Regions from separate parts of the Homo sapiens genome. Here region 2 is linked to region 1. The links are chromatin loops, found by intact Hi-C in ENCODE. Cell type or tissue: MCF 10A. All regions are shown on one strand. Links, peaks and the distances in the headings refer to the core of each region. The heading gives the core; the rest is flanking DNA.

The links. Hi-C counts contacts between places; a loop is a spot of excess contacts. Peaks named below come from ENCODE experiments on the same cell type or tissue, not always from the same donor. Only the 100,000 strongest peaks of a DNase experiment are listed, where the experiment ranks them.
Region 2: a loop joins it to region 1, with 33 times the contacts of the local background. A loop is called at or near these places in 5 of 110 quality-filtered maps.

What each region holds. Positions count from the first base shown.
Region 1 is chr1:244,791,119-244,802,070 of GRCh38, forward strand. The region is part of intron 1 of LOC107985372 (a long non-coding RNA gene); the gene reads right to left. Among named protein-coding and RNA genes, the nearest start is that of COX20, 39 kb to the right of the region's middle. In MCF 10A, for the core only: a CTCF peak has its summit at 5,870 (motif pointing left); a DNase peak (open chromatin) is centred at 5,883.
Region 2 is chr1:243,338,501-243,349,452 of GRCh38, forward strand. SDCCAG8 (SHH signaling and ciliogenesis regulator SDCCAG8) reads left to right here. Exons shown (of 18, transcript NM_006642.5): 11 at 2,539-2,673; 12 at 5,715-5,831. It overlaps MIR4677 (microRNA 4677), which reads left to right and starts at 7,676; the gene lies at 7,676-7,755. In MCF 10A, for the core only: a CTCF peak has its summit at 5,650 (motif pointing right); a DNase peak (open chromatin) is centred at 5,661.

The sequences.
Region 1 (10,952 bases), core at 3,465-8,464:
GAGCCACTGCACTCCAGCCTGGGTAACAGAGCAAGACTCTGACTCAAAAATTAAAAATAAAAGACTGGGTGGGGTGACTCATGCCTGTAATGCCAACACTTTGGGAGGCCAAAGTGGGTGGATTGCTGGAGCCCAGGAGTTCAAGACCAGCCTGGGCCACATGGTGAAACCCTATCTCTTCCAAAAAAATACAAAAAGCAGCAGAGCGTGATGTCATGCACCTATGGTCCCAGCTACACTGGAAGCTGAGGCAGGGGAGGATGACTTGAGCCCTGGAGGTCAAGGCTGCGGTGAGCTATGATCGTGACACTGCACTCCAGCCTGGACAACAGAGAGAGACCCTGTCTCAAAAAAAATAAAAAATATATTAAAATAAATTAAAAAGAAAGTGAAAAAGCCAGTCCACAGACTGGGAGAATATATTGGCACATCATATAGCTGATAAAGGACTTGTATCCAAAACATAAAGAACTATTACAACTCAAAAAGAAAAATAATACTACTTTCTGTTCACCAGACCTGAAAAAAAAGAGAAAGACAAATAGCAGAATCTTAAAGTAGTCAAAAATCTGAAGAGACATTTCTCCAAAGAAATATACAAGCGGCCAATAAGCACATGAAAAGACGCGCAGCGGCCACAGTGGTGCACCTGCAATCTCAGCTACTCAGGAAGCTGAGGTGGGAGGATCGCTTGAGCCTGGGAATTTGAGATCAGCCTGGACAACATAATGAGACTCCATCTTAAAAAAAAGATACTGAAAAATGCCCCATTAGGAAAATGCAAATTAAAACCACCATGAGATATCAGTTCACATTCACTCAAAAAGTATAATCAAAAACACAAATAGGCCGGGCGTAGTGGCTCACACCTGTAATCCCAGCACTTTGGGAGGCCGAGGTGGGCAGATCACCTGAGGTCAGGAGTTCGAGACCAGCCTGGCCAACATGGTGAAACCCCTTCTCTACTAAAAATACAAAAATTAGCCGAGCATGGTGGCGGGCGCCTGTAATCCCAGCTATTCAGGAGGCTGAGAGAGGAGAATCTCTTGAACCCTGGAAGGGGAGGTTGCAGTGAACCGAGATGGTGCCACTGTACTCCAGCCTGGTCAACAGAATGAGACACCATCTTGATAAAAAAAATTAAAAAAGAAAAAATTGTGATAACCTAAAAGGATTTGGCACTCAGATTGTTTAGCATCTGTCTAAATTCTTGTTCCACTTACGTAACCAAGACTGGATACTGTCCATGATGAATTATCAGTGTGTTTACACAAGAAAGGACACAGAATTCCACTCAACTGATCCATACTCAAAGAGAAGACCTTGGCCTTGCATTCAGAGATCAGCAAAAACAATATTCACTTTATGTTTTAGGTTAGAATATTTGATATTCTAACCTAATATGGCTAATAGGTTTTAATATCTAATGGCTAATTTGATATTCTAACCTAATAAGGCTGGTCTTGAACTCCAGACCTCAGGTTATCTGCCTGCCTTGGCCTCCCAAAGTACTGGATTACAGGCGTGAGCCACGGCACCCAGCCAGGATCTCTTTTAAAGTAAGTACAACTACAATAGAAGCCCTCTTCTCAATGTGACCAGCATCGATGATTGGTGAGTGAATGAAGTCAAAGTGGGAATTTAAACAGACAGAGTCTCACTATGTTGCCCAGGCTGGTCTTGAACTCCTGGGCTCCAGCAATCTCCTACCTCAGCTTCCCAAAGTGCTGGGATTATAAGCATGAGCCACCACGTCTGGCCAGGGAAGGATTTCTTAAGGTGTAAATAATACAACTATTAAAAAAAAAGATTAATAGATATGACAATATTAAAATTAATAATATCTATTCACCAAAGACATCTTTTTTTTTTTTTTTTTTTTTTTTTGAGACGGAGTCTCGCTCTGTCGCCCAGGCTGGAGTGCAGTGGCGCCATCTTGGCTCACTGCAAGCTCCGCCTCCCGGGTTCACGCCATTCTCCTGCCTCAGCCTCCCAAGTAGCTGGGACTACAGGCGCCCGCCACCGCGCCCGGCTAATTTTTTGTATTTTTAGTAGAGACGGGGTTTCACCATGTTGGCCAGGATGGTCTCGATTTCCTGACCTCGTGATCCACCCGCCTCTGCCTCCCAAAGTGCTGGGATTACAGGCGTGAGCCACCGTGCCTGGCCGGTCACTTTCAGATAATCTTGTAAAGCTAAGAAGGTTGTTTTTTTTGTATTTGTTTTTGTTTTTGTTTTTGTTTTTGTTTTTTGAGACAGAGTCTTGCTCTGTTGTCCAGGCTGGAGTGCAGCGGCACGATCTTGGCCCACTGCAAGCTCCGCCTCCCGGGTTCAAGCGATTCTCCTGCCTCAGCCTTCCCAGTAGTTGGGATTTCAGGCGCCTGCCACCGCACCCATCTGATTTTTGTATTTTTAGTAGAGACGGGGTTTCACCGTGTTAGCCAGGCTGGTCTCGATCTCCTGGCCTCAGGTGACTCCCCACCTCAGCCTCCCAAAGTGCTGGGATTACAGGCATGAGCCACTGCACCCGGCCTATATTATCTTCACAACAAATTTTAAAACAAACAAGTTCTTTTCAAAACAGCAATAAATGCTTACAGTTCATTTTCACTTTCTCCAACGTGTACCTTTATCTTTGAGCCCCAAGAGGGGTATATATGACTATGTACAACCTAAAACAACACAGCAGAAACCATGGCTACTTCTAAGATCAGTACGAGCTCCAAGACGTGACTGATTCAATACAATCAACTCAAGTGGGGAAGATGCAACAAAACACGATAGCATTTACTCATGGTGTTGAGCAGCGAGAGATGGGAACTGGGGAGGCAGGGGAGAAGCCAGGGAGCCACCTGGAGGTCTGGTTTCTGGTGACTAGCCAGTGACAAAGTCAGATTTCATCGAGGGGTAGCAACAGCTGGAGCCATTGAGGACATGACAGCCTTAGAGACAAACTGTGTGACAATTTCCCCCTCTTCCCTCCTTCTTCCCAACTCAGTTCACCCTCCGCCCTCCACATGAATGAGCAAGACAGGAGGGAGACAGAATGAGAACGTGACTGTTCCTCTTCCGTAGCCTCCTCTCACACACCCTGCCCTCGCCCTCCTCCCGTCCCTCCACACCCAACCCCTTCCCCTGTGGTGCCCCTTCTTTTCCCCGACCCTCTGTTGCTGTCACTCCAATCCACCCACATAGCTCCCTTCCCGCGATGATGACAACTTCTTGTATCCAATGGGCAACACTGTGATGCCCCCACCTGACCACCCTTCAAAGGAGGATTTGTCGTCCCAGCTGCTTGAGAACCATGGAACTCTGGGTTCTGCCAGCCCAAGGTGAAAATTCCCCAAGGGAAGGATGGATGCTGGACACGGTCACCATATGTCCACCAGTTAGAATCAACTCCTAGAGATGGGATTTCCGGTCAAATGGTTAGATATGCATGGAAATCGGACTTTAGTTTCAGCATTTGGCCCCAGTCTGCTAACTGGGCTTGGTTTAGTCTTGACCTTTGGAAGGCCAAAGAGCCTACTTCCATGTTATTTATGTTTATGGCCTCCACGAACTGTGACTGATCAATGATTCTGTGATCACTCTTCTCTCTTACTAGCATAAAAATGTGGGCCAGGCACGGTGACTCATTCCTGTAATCCCATCACTTTGGGAGGCCGAGATGGGTGGATCACCTGAGGTCAGGAGTTAAAGATCAGCCTGACCAACTTGGTGAAACCCCGTCTCTACTAAAAATACAAACATTAGCTGGGCATGGTGGCACATGCCTGTAATCCCAGCTACTCAGGAGGCTGAGACAAGAGAATTGCTTGAACCTGGGAGGCAGAGGTTGCAGTGAGCCAAGATCGCACCACTGCACTCCAGGCTGGGTGACAGAGCGAGACTCCATCTCAAAAAAAATAAAAAATTTTAAAAAGTCAGTAATACTCAAAGCATGCCATTTTGATTTAGTATTAATATTTCAATATTCACTTCCTTTTTTTTTTCTTTTTTTGAGACAGGGTCTCACTCTGTTACCCAGACTGGAGCGCAATGAGGCCATCATAGCCCACTGCAACCTCAACTTCCTTAGCTCAAGGGATTCTTCTGCCTCAGCCTCCCAAGTAGCTGGGACTATGGGCACCTGCCATCACACCTGGCTAATTTTTAAATTTTTTTTGTAAAGACAGTGTCTTGCTATGTTCCCCAGGCTGGTCTCAAACTCCCGGCCTCAAGCAATCCTCTCACCTTGGCCTCTCAAAGTGCTGGGATTACAGACGTGCGCTGCATGATCCCCGTGAGCCACTGCACCCGGCCCTCAATATTCACTTTCAGATATTCACACCTTGTCTAGGGTGGCCTACAGCCACTGCCCATAAATGCAGAAGTATAAAGGTCTAGCCATCTCAGCCCAACTCAAGAAGACTCTGAAGGGCCATATTTGTGGCAGAGCTCCTCGGGGGTTGGCCAAGGCTGTCATTGGCCAACATCACAGCTTAGCTTCTCCCTCTGCCCTCTCCTGTTTCTGCCTCCTCTCTTCTATAGGTGCTGATCGCAAGGGCACTCCTTAATAAACATCCTGCCCATCAAACTCCATCTCAGAGCCTGCAGCACAGCCCTTACTATCTGAAAAGTCATTTGGCCTTGATGCTAAGATGCCTTCCACAGGTGTCCAGCATTTTGGCTTCCCTGGGCCACATTGGAAGAAGAAGAATTGTCTTGAGCCACACATAAAATACACTAATGCTGCTGGGTGCAGTGGCTCACGCATAATCCCAGCACTTTGGGAGGCCGAGGCAGGTGGATCACCTGAGGTCAGGAGTTCAAGACCAGCCTGGCCAACATGGAGAAACCCTGTCTCTACTAAAAAATAAATATGAAAATTAGCTGGGCATGGTGGTACATGCCTGTAGTCCCAGCTACTCAGGAGGCTGAGGTGGGAAGATTGCTGGAACCTGGGAGGCGGAGGCTAGAGTGAGCCGAGATCACCCCACTCTACTCCAGACTGGGCGACAGAGTGAGACTCTGTCTCCAAAAAAAAAAAAAAAAAGGTCCATGCATAATTATAATTTTCAAGATATCCGCCACCATAGAGAAGCAAAAATGTCCTCACATTCAAAGGGTTAGACAGTGCTCTTTTTTTTTTTTTTTTTTTTGAGATGGAGTCTTGCTCTGTCCCCAGGCTGGAGTGCAGTGGTGCAATCTCAGCTCACTGCAACCTCCCCCTCCCGCGTTCAAGTGATTCTCCTGCCTCAGCCTCCCGAGTAGCTGGGACTACAGGCGTGTGCCACCACACTCAGCTAATTTTTGTATTTTTAGTAGAGACGGGGTTTCACCATGTTGGCCAGCATGGTCTCGATCTCTTAACCACGTGATCCACCCGCCTCAGCCTCCCAAAGTTCTGGGATTACAGACACGAGCCACCGCGCCTGGCCTAGACATTGCTCTTAGACTGTAGAGATGAGGTTTCACCATGTTGGCCAGGCTGGTCTTGAACTCCTGCTCATGTGATCCACCTGCCTTGGCCTCCCAAAGTTCTGGGATTACAGGCATAAGTCACTGCACCTGGTCCTCTTCACCTTTTAATCCTCATTCTTCTCTTTGGACTGTTTCCTGCTGTAGGATACACTTACTTAAAATCAGCTGGCTGGCCACAGTGGTGCACACCTGTAGTCCCAGCTACCAGGATGGCCGAGGCAGGAGGATCTGTTGAGCCGAGGAGTTCAAGGCTGTAGTGCGCTGTGGTCACACCTGTGAATACCCACTGCACTCCAGCATGGGCAACATAGCGAGACCCTGTCTCCAAAAAATAAATAAATTAGCTGATCACTCCTTGGAGCATGTAGTGAATTAGGAATTCACCAATGGAAGAAACACGTGTGAGTATACGATGGCGACACCTGGTGGTAGGATATGCAATAACATCGTGAACCTCCCTTAATGGTGGATTCCTGGCTTATTGTTGGAATAAAATGTAATTACATGGAAATTGTAAGAGCCATTCTAAAAGGTTAGCAACAACAAGAAAAAGGTTGTCTGCATGAACTTGCATGTGTGTGTGTCTATTCTTGTGCATTAAGGACAGACAATAATCCAAGACACAGTTAATGAAGATGAGAGCCTGATCAAGAACCTGTCGTTCACTCTGCTGCTTACTGTTATGCTGACCTTGTGCAAGACACTTCACTGCTTTGGGCTTTGGCTTTCTCATCTTTAGAGTAGGAAGATTTAAGAATCCCCACTTAGTTCAATAAATAGTATAAGTGAAAACTGTTTTGTGAATTGCGTGAATATGTTATACTACGTTAATTATTATACTATTAGCTATTATTATAATAAAGATCATCGTTGGCAGGACACAGTGGCTCATCCCTGTAATACCAGCACTTTGGGAGGCCAAGGCAGCCGGATCAGTTGAGGTCAAGAGTTCGAGACCAGCCTGGCCAACATGATGAAACCCTGTCTCTACTAAAAATACAAAAATTAGCCAGGCATGGTGGTGCGAGCCTGTAATCCCAGCTACTCGGAGGCTGAGGCAGGAGAATCATTTGAACCCAGGAGGCCGAGGTTGCAGTGAGCCGAGATCGCGCCACTGCACTCCAGCCTGGATGACAGAGCAAGACTCCATCTCAAAAAAAAAAAAAAAAGAAAACTGTTACAAAGTTAGCTCTCTGCTACAAATTTCCTGTCAAGGAATGTTAATATTGCTTGAAGATGAGAGCGCATTAGTCTGGACTTTGAACCTTGTAATAGTCCCTTTTACTCAGGGATAACTGCTTAAAACTGCAACGTGTCCAATCTATGAGCGTCAAAACAGCAACCGGGTGCAGGGTTCTCAGCCAGGGGCAATTTTGTCCCCAGGGGACATTTAGAAATGTCTGGAGATATTTTTGGTTGTCACGACTAGGGGGAAGAGTGCTACTGGCATCTAGTGAGTAGAGTCCAGGGACGCTGCTACACATCCTACAAGGCACAGACAGCACCCCCACCACAAAGAATTATCCGGCCCCACATGCCAAAAGTGCTGAGGTTGAGAAACTGGTCTAGCGTAACAGAAGGGAGAAAGTAGACCTTTTTCCCTACTGTCCTAACCACCATTAACAGCAACCACAAAGATGGGATGGTGGGTCATCAATGTGAAATTCTCCAACATATATGTGCAAAAGAGCTCAAGAAATGTATTAAGTAGCATCATACAATGCCATTGTTATCTACTATGTGTAAACCGTCTCAACATGGGCACAACTGGTCTTGTTTTTCCCTCCTCTTTTTACAAAGAAAATGAACCTGACCTGAATAGAACTTTTGCTCTATTCAGACATCAAAATAAAAACTAGCGGTAACTATTAAATGTGTAGTTACTTGTGGAATTAAGACTAAGAGTTAAAAGGGAGTGAGTATACTTTGTAATGACCACATGCTCTGATAGTGTATAGTAGTGCCATTTTTTCACTTTTCATTTAATATTTTTCAGACAAGGTCTCACTTTGTCACCAAGGCTGGAGTGCAGTGGCACAATCACAGTTCACTGTAGCCTCAACCTTCCAGGCTCAAACAATCCTCCCACCTCAGCCTCCCAAGTAGCTGGGACTACAAGTGCATGCCACCATGCCCGGCAATTTTTTTTTTAAGATGGAATGCCATTATGTTATCCAGCTGGTCTCAAATTCCTGCACTCAAGCAGTCCACCCACCTCAGCCTCCCAAAGTCCTGGGATTACATGTGTAAGCCACTGCACCCAGCTGAGTACTGCCATTTTTAAAAATGGGACAAGAACATTTACAAATACATTTAAAGGCTGGGTGTGGTGGCTCACACCTGTAATCCCAGCACTTTGGGAGGCCGAGGTGGGTGGATCACCTTGAAGTCAGGAGTTTGAGATCAGCCTAGCCAGCATGGTGAAACCATGTCTCTACTAAAAATCCAAAAATTAACCGGTGTGGTGGTGCATGCCTGTAATCCCAGCTACTCGGGAGGCTGAGGTGGGAGGATCGCTTGAACCCAGGAGACAGAGGTTGCGGTGAGCCGAGATGGCACCACTGCACTCCAGCCTGGGCGACAGAGCGAGACCCCCTCTCAAAAAAAACAAAAAACAAAAAAACAAGCACACACATTTAAAAATGTGTGAGCAAGCACACACATTTAAAAATGTGTGAGCAAGCACACAGAAAAAAAGCTTTTTAAAAAACCTTTTTAGTAATTATATTAGTGATGGTAATATTAGTATTGCAGCTCCGACACTGTTATGAGTAATGCGGACACATCAAATGCGCAAGATGAGGTATTCTGATTCCATTCTAGATTTTGGTTTTGAGAATCATATTTTCAACGTGGAAGAATGTGTATACAGGATTCTCAAGATGTAGAGGTTAGGTAAAATTCCTTGCTGTTCTGAATCTGAATGTAAAGTATCAGTGTGAATGCATGAGGTATTTTCTATTCTATTCTCTTCATGTGTCTATATATGCAAAATCTTCACTGAGAAGGCCCAAAAGCAAAGCAACGACCAGCACAGTAGCAGCCAGCATCTTTATGCCCAGAGTACCGTCTTCAAATACCATTTCCCACTAAAAGAAACAAATGCTTCATGAAGAAATGACTGATTCCCAGTTTGGGGCAGAAAATATACATTTTGACCTTTGTCATATCATCTAGTCACATCAGATAGCAACAAAACTACCGAAGACTACTAGGGCCATGTAAGAAGGATTCAGGAGCCAGTTGGAAAAGGCATCCACTTACTGAAGATGACACAATTTATGCTTCAATAATTCCAAGGGACTGAAAATGATCAAATATGTTTAAATCCCTAAGTTCTTAATTATATTCAAACATTTTTAATCATCACATTTGGAGGATGCTAGGGAACCAATTCTCTTCCCGGGAGAGGAGGGTGGGGGACCCATTCCTTATCTTAGAAAACTTACGAGAGAAAAGAATCTAGTACTTTTCCCAACTTTCCTACATGGATTGTACCACTGGGTAACCTAATGGTAGATGAGAGGAGGCATCTCTTTATGAAAGTATTGCAACTAATAGACCGGCGGGCGCGTTGGCTCAAGCTTGTAATCCCAGCACTTTGGGAGGCTGAGGTGGGTGGATCACGAGGTCAGGAGATCGAAACCATCCTAGCCAACATGGTGAAACCCCGTCTCTACTAAAAATACAAAAATTAGCCAGGTTTGGTGGCACACACCTGTAGTCCCAGGTACTCGGGAGGCTGAGGCAGGAGAATCGCTTGAACCCAGGAGTTGGAGGTGCAGTGAGCTGAGATCATGCCACTGCAATCCAGCCTAGCAACAGAGCGAGACTCCATCTCAAAAAAAAAAAAAAAAAAAAAGGTATTGCAACTAACAAATGAAAAAAAAAGCGGTAGAATTAGAGTATTACAATTTTGTAATTGTCAGTGGATTAATGGCTTTAGGCATCAGGCATCCATGACTATTAACATAGCAACAGAGTTGACCTGCGTTTTGTGCTTCCTGATTCAAGATCCAGTAGTGACTTAGTCTTGCCATAGAGTCTGAACCTAAGTCTCATCATACCTTGGGATCCAGCTGCTACATCGTAGGAAATCCAGAACACATTGAATTCCACCGAGAATACTTCATCAGCAACATCCAGATTGTGGGAAATTTCACAGGTCAAAGGATTCAGGTTTTTCAACAGATAAATTGTCAGAATAAGAAAGAGAGGGGAAACTTGTAGCTTCGGAGACTTAAAATCATAACTAATTTTCAAAAAATAGAGATGGGGTCTTGTTATGGTGCTCAGGCTGGTCTCCCACCTCTGCCTCAGCCTCCCAAAGTGTTGAGATTACAGGCATGAGCCACCACGCCCAGCCACGACTTTTTTAACTGGACAACCATAGAGTCCCAGGTGTTCACTATAAAGAAACACGACCAAGTGATTGTCTTCGTGGTTTCTTGGCGGCGGTGGTGGTTGGGACGTGATAGGGGTGGGGCCCGTGGATGGTCTTCTCAGTGGCTTGCAAAGTTCTATTCCTTGACCTGGATGGTAGTTACAAGGGTGTTTGCCTTCATTACGCTATACATTCATTTTTGTATGATTTTCTGTATTTATGTTTTATTTTCCAAAAAAAAAAAGCTTTAAAAGAGTATAAAGAAAGTAGATGGCAGAAATTTGTGGAATCTTCCCCCAGCAACATAAAAACGCGGTGGGTTTTTGTAACTTGGTTTTTACACTTTACAATTAATATTGTAATGAGAAATACTCGTGTGGACCACTAGGGCGCACAATTTGTTGCCCGCAGCATCTGCGGCACTGGCACTGATGAAAGGGGGATGCTAAATGCTTCAGTAACGCCACCTGAGTCTCGGGATGAAGCAACATTATTCATCGCCCTTTGATCATGAGCTACATATGTGAGTGCCAATGCTGGCGAATCGTATTTGGAAAGTCGGGTCCAACATGTGATGTGTACATACAGGGTATACACTGAAAATACCGTAGTTTTATCCTCTTTTAAGATAAGCTTCAATTTATTTGAGTTATTAGAACAAAGCCTCATAAACCACGGTAAAAAGAACCTTAAAACTTTTTTTTTTATTTTTGAGGAAGTCTTGCTCTGTTGCCCAGGCTGGAGTGCAATGGCACAATCTTGGCTCACTGCAAGCTCCATCTCCTGGGTTCAAGCGATTCTCCTGCCTCAGCCTCCTGAGTAGCTGGGATTACAGGTGCCCGCCACCACGTCCAGCTGATTTTTGTATTTTTAGTAGAGACAGGGGTTTCACCATGTTGGTCAGGCTGGTCTCGAACCCCTGACTTCAAGTGATCTGCCTGCCTTGGCCTCCCAAAGTGCTAGGATTACAGGCATGAGCCACAGTGCTCAGCCCAAAAACCTCAAGACTTAGTGTGTGGAGAATGGAGGTGAAAAGTTTTTGTGGTGGTCTCCTAATGAGACGATAGCCCCCTGGCGGAGGGAGAGAAACACGTGAGAGCTAT
Region 2 (10,952 bases), core at 3,289-8,288, 1.5 Mb before region 1:
TCCCCATCAACAGTTCTTGCTGTGAGTTTGTGTGTTATCTTCAATAATGGTCCTTGGTGTTGCACTGAGCACTCAGCTTTGTTACTTCATTCAGTCATTGATCATTTATTTATTGAGCACCCCCTGAGGTCCACACGTTTTCTCAATTGCTTTCCTTGACAGTATCCATTGTTAAAATCCTTAATTCTTGTATCTCTTGCATAGGGAGTACAGCTTCATACCAGGTTCAATACACTAGGGACTGCTCTGCAGAAATTTCTATCAGCCTCTCCCAACCTGGGTGTCCTTGTCTCTTCCTTGCCCCTGTCAAAGTTTAAAGGACTCACCTGATGTCAACGTCCTGGACATCCAGCAGTGTTGCAGCTGTGTCTGTGTTACTTCTGGCTCTGCAACAGATGTGGATGGAGAAGCTCCTGCCGTGTAATGTTGACTTCCAGATGGTGGGTGGGGAGGAAAAGAAGGTGTGACAACAGGAGGGGAGACCTCAGAAAGTGGGGTGGGCGGCAGGAGGGAGCAGACAGCTAGTGGGCAGAGGACCTCAGAAAGTGGGGTGGGCGGCAGGAGGGAGCAGACAGCTAGTGGGCAGAGGACCTCAGAAAGTGGGGTGGGCGGCAGGAGGGAGCAGACAGCTAGTGGGCAGAGGAAGGGAATGATGGGTGGCAGAGGGAGGAATCCTAAGGAAGGGGAGAGATTTGTGACATGCCTTAGAAGAGAAATGGACTAGAATTTATAATTAGCAAAATAAATGTCGGTATATTTACTTCAAAAACCATACAATGTTGTTTACCATCAGTTATGTATGTCCACATAAATAAGTAAAATATGATTTTTAGTAGCTGGTAATTAAAGTTTGTTCCTGTCATATGGTTCCAGAAAAGCTATAATTACACATTCATAATATATATGCTCATGAACTCGAAATTTTAAATTGAAATGAAATTGATATTTTTGATGTTATATTTAACTTCTTTTCAACCTTAGTTTTATATTGTAATGTGCCCAAGAATATTTTTTAGTTTGTTATTAGTAAAGCTAATTGTATGTGAAAATTAGATTTGTAGACAATCCTTTGATGATAGGGATGTGTAAAAAACCATAAGTCAAATATGAAATTCTCCACTACCTTCAGAAAGTTAATTAATATATCTGCCTAAATTATTTTCATAGGGTCAACTTTAACTAGTTCTGTAGTTCGAAGGCAGACACCTATCTTCGTTTTATTGATGTCAGGTTCTTAATTTACTAAAACTTTGGTTCAATGTTGATTTTTATCATAGAATTTTAGTAATTGATTTAAGTTATAAAACTGAATTCACACCCATGTCAGCATACAATGGTAAGTTTCAAGCATCATTATTTAAAATGTGTCACCAGTTCTTGTTTTAACAGATAAAAATTGATAGGTATTCCTATATGTTCTGCTGCTTCTACATTTTAAAAACTGCCAGTACAGTATGACATTAAGAGCCTAGAAGAGTGACTTCCTGGAAAAGAACAAAACATAATTGGAAACCAGAAACTATAAAGGATAAATCTAAGATCTAGAAAGCATTTCTAATCTTGAGAAGAAAAACTGAGAACCTAATACCCATAGAGTCCATTGGAAAGCCATTTATTCTAAGTATTTACTCATTCATCAAATATTTGGTACCTCTTGAGGAACTTCTACTCTAATGAGGAAACAGACAACTAAAAACAGTGGGATGAGTACTGTGGTTGAGGTACACAGAGGTTGTGGTGTGATGGAGGTATATATACTGAGATTGTAGGAGCACATGCCATAGTGATATTCAAAATATTAATCTTTACAGTGTGGGAAACAGTGAGAGTGGACACAGGCTACAAACAACAGGCATGACTGTCTCAGTGCACACAAGCTGAATATCAACCCTGAACGTGGGAAGGGTCACCTATTTTGTGCTGGGAACTGGAGTCAAGGAAGACTTCCTAGAGGAGAGGAGATAATGGCTGAGCTGAAACCTACATGAGAAATGAGGGAGAACTAGATAATAGGGGGGCGGTTGGGGTTTTACCAACAAAGGGCACTGCACAGAGCCTCTTCTTTGTTGGTTTGCGGGAAGGGTAGTGGGAGCCATAGCAGACCAGTTGCTCTCTCTAAAGAACTTCCTCCTTAACTCTCCCCATCAGTCCTTTTATACCTTCCATGTGGAAGAAGGGTTTAAGAGTTGTATGCTTCTGTATCTCCTCTGAATTTATTTATGGCACTCTGTTTCATAACTTAATTGGGTGTTTGATAACTGTCACTTTAGGGTTTCAACCAAAACCTTGACTTTATCATCTTGTTATACATTTTTCAAAATGAGGTTAGAGATCAGGGGAATGAATAGGAGAGAAGTACATATTTCAGTTCACTGGGCATAGGTGAATAGAGGAAGGAGAAAAATGAACATACCCAATCCACAGAGAAATGGCTCACAGAGCCCAGTGACTATGCTGAGACGCTATTAATTCAAGAAAGTTTTAGTATTTGATTTGTCAAATGACATTATTGTTTAGGACTTTTATTTTCCCTTACAGATGTTGATCTTGTCTCAGAATATTGCCCAACTGGAGGCCCAGGTGGAAAAGGTTACAAAGGAAAAGATTTCAGCTATTAATCAACTGGAGGAAATTCAAAGCCAGCTGGCTTCTCGGGAAATGGATGTCACAAAGGTACAGAAAGAGATTTTAGTGTAATCGTTACTTAAGGAAATATTTCCTTTGAAAAATGTTTTCCTAATGTACAAAACTCTTACTGTTATCAGGAGGAAGTTTGGAGTAGAAAAGTTTTGTGATTTCAAGAATAATAAAAGGCCACCTAATGGTTACTCAGCAAACATTCAGTTACTACATGCAGCCCCTCAGTGGGTATTGCATGTGCAAGGATGAATTAGACACCAGTCATGGCCTTGAAGAGCTTAAGGGTTAAGTGGCAGAGACAGACTTACAAATAAATAAGAGTTATATTACTTTAATTATTGAATATTTGATAAACCTCATTTTTCTAAATTAATTAAGAGTGCTTTGTTTTTGCCGTAGATAGCATAAGGTTGGTGTTTACAATAATTGCCAAAGACATATATTGACAACTTAAAAGGTGTGCTTGACATAAAAAATCTTCCACTTCCTTTTCCTTTTCAGACTTGGTCATTAAAATAAAGATTCTAATACTACATGATCTTATTGGTGCTTAAATTTATACTTTAAAATACTACATTGTCTGTGCTATGGGCATCACTGGTTCGTGAATCAAGAACTAAAATGTTTAATGGTCTTTACTGGCAATGATTAAGATACATATTGTAAGAAATACTAGAAGTCCATCTAGATTTCAATAGTTAATTGCTTTAAAACTAAGAAACTAATAAAATCAATTTATTTTTTACCACTAAAAACACAGATAATTTGCTTAAAATACTCTTTGCATATTACCTTTTATTCTTCAATGGATTTTCCTAAATTTTGACATATTTGTAATGCCATTGTTGCTCTATAATTCAGTAATTAAAATTAATTTTAACATGTATTAGGAAAGGGAGCCATTTTACCCTTTTTCTTGAGTTTCTATAATTCTCCATTTGCTTTTAAAAATTCCTATTAGCTAATGTAGAAGTTTAAGAAGCTCAAATTTTTGTGTGGAGATAGGGTGGAAGTGAAGGAATTAGTTCAGAAGGATGGGAATACTTAACCTAGATTTATAGGTGAAAGCTATGATAAGACAGTTTTCAGTTGATAATAGAGAGGCAGCTTTCTGTTGAAATCAGTACAGCAGAGAGAGAGTTCTCTGTCTCAAGAACTAGCTGAAAGGACATATACATCAGAAGAGCGATTAGACTAAATCGCCTTGAAGTTGCTTCCAACGTGGAGATAACATAGTTCTGGTTCAATTTAATGTGTTAATTTATTTGAAATAGAATTTGAGTGCTGTGGATAAACATAGCAAATGCTGAACTGAAAGTAGTAAAGCAGGGAACTGTAGGAGTGAAATGAAGGGATAAAATAATTTTAAATAAGACCTGCTGCTTAAACAGTTTTTACATAACCAGCTTGTATTGGTGTTGGGTTTTAAACATCATGGTTGTATAATTATTATCTTCTGATGTTATCAGTTCGGGGTTTTATTCCATTTTATTCATAGACATAAATATTAATAGTGAACAATTGAGAAAGAAAATAAAGTATGGCTCCTCATTTTTTTCCTGTCACTCTGAATTTGTAATTTTTATTTAGGTTTAAAATTAATAGTTTTTATAAATTTATAATTTTTGAAATCGGAGGAATAAACTCTCTCACATTGAAGGCATTTGAACTTCCAATAGAATTTTTAATAACTTCATTATTGTTCTAGCTTTCTGAGGGCTACTAGGGAGAAGCCTGTTGACTTTTTCTTCTGTCTTGTCACTATAGCTTTTAAACATAGATTAATTTATTTTTAAAATTACTTTTAAGGTTCTGTTTTGTTTGTTTGGAGACAGGATCTTGTTGTATTGTGCAGGCTGGAGTGCAGTAGCTATTCACAGACACTACCACAGTACACTGCAGTCCTGAGCTCCTGGGCTGAAGCCATCCTTCTGCCTCAGCCTCCAGAGGAACTGGGACTACAGGCATGCGCTACCATACCCAGCTTAAATGCATATAGGTTTTATACCTTAGTCTATTCTAATACCTCAGTAATGATGAAACTGATTTCTAAAGTTTCCAAAATCATTATTTTTGGAGAAATACCAAATACTTGAAAAGTTCCAAGAAAGCATAACGGTGAGATAATATATTAAGAGCCATATATTTGTAAATTAGAAGCCAACTTAGCTGACTTGTACATTAATTGAACTTTCTATAGGTTCTCAGTTCTCTCAAAAGGCCCATAATTTGCTTGTTTAGATTTATCTGCTAATTACACTTTTCAAATATATTTCCATTTCTGTAGCAGTCCTAGATTCGAAAAAATAAATAAAACAAAGTTCTTAGTGTTAAGTATAGAGGATGATACACAACACTTTTAAGATACTATGTGTGTTCATTATTGGTGCCGTATTACAATTATTTCATTTAAATGCATATTTTCCTTTTATATTGAATGTTACAGTCATAAGTGCATAGTGTGCTTAGTTCCAGTCTATGGCTTTTGCCAGAAAATCTTCCTTAACTTGAATACCTCATATTGTGTATGATAAGATGACATCTGCAAACCTTGCAGTCAATACTGGATATTACAGACCTAGATATCAATAGTATATCTATCAGCAGACAAAAATTCCTTTATACATTTCCTTTTAAAGAGCATAACTGATGAAGTCTTTAAAAGAAAACTTTGTAATATAGAGTGAATATTTAACTGTATCAATGTGAATGAATAATAACATAGCTTAACATTTTAACTACTAACTTTACCTATTTAAAGGTTAGATGATAGTGCATTTTGGTTGATAATATGCAATTGAAACTGTTATATAAAATAATCTTGGGCACATTACTTAAATTCCTTAGTTATGCATTTATTTATCTGTAATTTCAAGTTGTTAGAATCAATAATCCCTGGTGTTGCTTCTGAATCTTAACAAGCTACGTTGAATAGTCTAATAGAAAATGGCATTCTTAGAAAAGTTTTGTTGTATTTTATCTATATGACCTCTAGGGGGCACCAAAAGATCTAATTGCAGGCATTGCCTGGTAGATTCCAGCAGGTAATCATCCAGTTTTTTACAATCTAACAGGTGTGTGGAGAAATGCGCTATCAGCTGAATAAAACCAACATGGAGAAGGATGAGGCAGAAAAGGAGCACAGAGAGTTCAGAGCAAAAACTAACAGGGATCTTGAAATTAAAGATCAGGTAAGAGAGGACACAGCATAATTGCAGCAATTATAGATATGAGTAACATTCTTTCTCAAGTTGATGTTGTTTTATTCCTAATTTATTTATTTGTATTGTTTCTAACTAATGGGATGATCCAGTTTACACTGTTAGGAAAATTTCTTTTATAGTTGCCTAAAATTATCACCTTTCACATGAATGGTGAGAATACAACAGCATGCATATAAAATTCCAATCTGACAGGTCATAAATATACATTTGGATATGTGTATCTATTACTTACAAAAGTAAAAAGAAATGTTCTAATGCACAGTTTGAACCTAAAATATACATACATAAAGTTCTTGAAAGATGCCAACTTGAATCCAATTTTAAATGAAAAAGTTTAAAATTCGTAAGATGAGATGAGTTGATATGTAAATATGTCAATCAAATTGATTGTTGGCAGAGTGAAACCAGTTTTAACTAAGATAACCATGAATACGTTTGTTCATGAAGCCTAAATACAGTGACATTAGAAATGTTAGTGGATAAAAGCTGCGTACTTTAATTTCAGTTTGAACAGATGTTTTATGTTATATCTTTATTGAGATGAAGTAGATAACTCCAATTTTAGTTGACAACATGGATAAAGTTTTTAGAGAGGCAGTTCTAATAGGCTGACTTTTGATTTTCTATTTTTATGTTACAGTACAGGACCTTGAAGGTTTTCATTCTTTGTATTCAATGAAAGCAGGTTGTTTATTCAATTAAAATAGTAAGACTGGGTTCTTAGTGTCAATATTTTAAAATAATTGTTTTAGAATTTAGAAGTAGGTCGCTCCAAATAAGTTTTTTTTCAAATATGTTTCTAGTTCGAGGTTTTTCATCATATTTTCCAACATATTTTCTCTTTTGAGCCAATGAAGTCTTTACAACAAATGATGCAAAGACAATTGGGAAAAGTATTGAAAATGAAAGTGATAATGAAGACTAGAACAAAAAGCTTTTCAAGTCATAACTGAAATCCTTAGTACTAAATTAAAATCCTGGCAACCAAAGTAAAATTCTGCTTTTGTACCACTATATTTGGTGTTGTAATGGGTTTTACATTTTCAGAAGACTTTTAATTATTAACATGTACAAATAATGAAACATTTTATTGCATCCAGTTGGGGGCGTGCCTGATAGTGGAATGGAAAATGCTTTCTGTCAGGGACTGAAGGCCTAGGTCTACTAAGTTTATCACAGATAACTTTTCTTTCCTGATATATTGTAATTTTTTAAAAAGGAATCAATATATTGGCATACTTTTGGCCTTTCGTATTATTCTACAGCATTCTGACAGCATAATATTTTGGACTAACTGCAAAAATACATCAGGAAAGAGTCTCAGTTATTTAAAATTCCATTATAATTTTCTAGAGGAAAAAAGATCAGGGACAATAGGAGTATAATATCACTTGTAAAGGAATAACTTGTTTAGAAGCATTTGCAATATTAGAAGTATTTGCAGTATTAAATCTCATTTTAATTAATCCGTGATGGTATGGAGGCTAAAGTTGCAGGATTTACAAGGAGCAGTTTTCATTTGTAAACGTTTTCTGATAATAGTGAAACAATAGTAGTTTTCATAATGACGTTTAGTGGTATGTTTTTAGATAGAGATGTGCCTTTTTAGGAGGTCACAGCTTTAGGAATAAAACCTCTGAACAGTTACAAGATGTTTGTGATGTGTTGTGAAGTGATGTGCTTGTTACCATTTTTTTTTCCCAGACGGAATGTGAGGAAATCTTATAGGTACTCTTTTTAACTGTTTTGTATTGAACAGACAGTTTCAGAAAAGAAGTCGTGGTGTCTCATTCCATGGATGATTTGGAGTAGCAAAGCAGCAATTGTTCTTTGGTCTTTCAGCCATGACCTGACCTTCTGTCTGTGAGACCAAAGAACTACTTTGCTTGGCCACCATCTGCACTCAAGAGAGAAATTTACATTTAACTTTTAAAAGCGGGGCATGTTGAGCATTTATCTGAAATACCTACAATAATATAAAGTAGATTAAATGTTTAAGTGTTGTGTATCTTACAATTCAGCATCACAAGCAGGCTATCTGTAGGTTTGCAAACAAGGTGTTCTTCATAATATAGTCATTTTATTCATATTTTAGTTCATCTGACCACTTGATACATTTTTAAAGTGGGTGGGAAACTGTGAGATTGGAATGTGTGAGAACAACAGCTTTTTTGATGTATACAAAATAGGGCAAATGGTTAACCACCAAAATAATTTTCCTTGTGACCTGAGCCTTGGCTCTGGCATAATTAGAAGGAAAGGTTAGGAGAGTAACAATGGCAGTCGCTTCCACCCACTTTCTTCTTTTCTTCTTTATATTGTGTCAGGAACCGATGGGCGGATTATCCTTCCCATCAACTCCTTTGTATCTCTTCAGCTTAGAGAATTCCTGTCAGCCTCAGAGGATGCTTCTTGCACCAGAAAAAGAGGCATTTGGTATGGAGGAGAATGTGAAATATGCTCTTTGATTTTTATGAGAAATTTTTTTAGGCAATGGTTATACACACACACACACTCGATCAGGGGAATTTAAAAACATGTATGAGGGTATAGGGAATATTGTAATGAGTCCTCACATTTCCATCACCTACACTCATCATTTTGCCCGTCCTCTTCCTCAGTCCTATTCCATCACTCATCATTTTGCCAGTCCCCTTCCTCAATCCTATTCCATCACTCATCATTTTGCCAGTCCTCCTCCTCAATCCTATTCCATCTATCTCACTTTTTTCTCTCTACTTCTGTCCTCATCGTCACCTTCATCTTCTTTGTCATGTTTTTTCTGCTCCACCTTCTCATCTTCATCTTCTTCTGTCTTCTTCCTCTACCTCTTTTTCTTCTTTTGCAGAAGTATTTTAAATGGATCTCAGACCTTATGTTATTTTACTCATAAATACCCATGTGGATCTATGAAGGATATTTTTACATACTATGTCATTATCATACCTAACAATGTTAACAATACTTCTTTAATATCAAATAACACCCAGCCTATATTCACATTTCTTTGTCTCAAAAATGTTGATTTTACAGTTGGTTTATTCAAATTAGGAGAACAAGTATGTTTTTGTATGTCCAATTTTCTGGTGTTACCCTTTTTAATAGGAAATAAACAGAACTCTTAGTAAAATTTCATCTTTCTTTGTTGTTGTCTGTTAAATTTTGTACATAATGTTTTGATTATGCTTTATTTTTATAAAATGCCTCATTGTCATTCTAAAGAGGTATAAATTAATCCTACAGCAAAGTATGTGAAGGAAATGGCTACCACGCAGCATTCCTGATAATCATATCCCAAAAGGAGCTTCCTCGCATCCGAAACCCCAAATTCAGCATTAATTTCACAGCCTTGTATTTAAGATTTGGACATGTTGCAGGAGGCCCTAACATGACAAGGATGAGCTGACCTGAAATGAGTGATGCAGAAATAGAGTTTTTTTGTCAACTTCCCTTTTGGTAAATTAATCTGAGAAGACGATTCTTTATAGCCGCTAACCTTTGATTAGGGCCCAGTGCAAAGTGAAAATACAGGACCCTTTTGTTCAGAAAGCAGGAAAGAAGTGATATTAAAAAGAACTAAAATATAAAACATTTTCCTTTCTTCTTCAGTCTCTCTCTCCTTGCCCCTCCTCCCTCACCAACCCAGGCTGGACATGCATTTTTTTTTTTTTTCTTTTTTTTTTTTTTTTAGGACGGAGTCTCCCTCTGTCGCCCAGGCTGGAGTGCAGTGGCGCGATCTCGGCTCACTGCAAGCTCCGCCTCCCGGGTTCATGCCATTCTCCCGCCTCAGCCTCCCGAGTAGCTGGGACCACAGGCGCCCACGACCACGCCCGGCTAATTTTTTTTTTTTTTTTTTTTTGTATTTTTAGTAGAGACGGGGTTTCGCCGTGTTAGCCAGGATGGTCTCGATCTCCTGACCTCTTGATCCGCCGGCCTCGGCCTCCCAAAGTGCTGGGATTACAGGCATGAGCCACCGCGCCCGGCCTGGGGCGGGAATTCTTACCTCCCTGTCCAGCTCTAAGATGGCAGGGATGGGCACACTTGACTCAATCCTCTCTAAACACACATTCAGGATTCTGCCAGGGGCAAAAGACACAGGAGAACACACACCTCCCCCAGTGACATACGCACCTCCCCCAGTGCCCTGGTCCCACCCTAGGTGGAGGGACCCACCCCAGCAGCAGGGCAGGGCGGGATAGAGGAAGCTGGAGAGGAGTATATTTCTGAGAACTGCGTAGGGCTGCAGTGAGGCAGTGGAAAGATGAGACCACATACAGGAGTTCAGTCTCCATTGTTCCATCAGAGTACACCTACAAAACACAATTCTAGCCGGGCGTGGTGGCTCACGCCTGTAATCCCAGCGCTTTGGGAGGCCGAGGTGGCGGATCACCTGAGGTCGGGAGTTTGAGACCAGCCTGACCAATATGGAGAAACCCCGTCTCTACTAAAAATACAAAAAAAAAAAAAAAAAATTAGCCGGACATGATGGCACATGCCTGTAATCCCAGCTACTCAGGAGGGTGAGGCAGGAGAATTGCTTGAACCCAGGAGGCGGACGTTGTGGTGAGCCGAGATCACGCCACTGCACTCCAGCCTGGGCAACAAGAGCGAAACCCTGTCTTGGATAAAAACAAAACAAACAAAACAAAAAAAAAAAAACACAATTCTAAGATACAATTGCTAATAATTTCAAGACATTGACCACAGAGTATTAAACTGCAAGTGTAAGGACCCTTCTGAACAGCACATGTGTGACTGCACTGATCACGTGCCCAAGAAACTGCCATAACCAGGGGGATGGGCAAATGGAGATTTTGCATACTAATATATGTGTATATATCCCCACTCACATATACAGACACATATGCATATTCAATATGCTAATGTGCCCAGTATTCATAAAAAAGTGTTAGCCAACTACAGCTCATAGGTCAAGTCTGGCCTGCTGTCTATGTTACAAATAAAGTTTTATTAGAACTCAGCCATACCTACTCATATATGTATCACCTATTGCTACTTCCTGCAACAACAGCAGAGTTGAGGAGTTGTGGTAGAGACCATATAGCCCACAAAGCCTAAAATATTTAC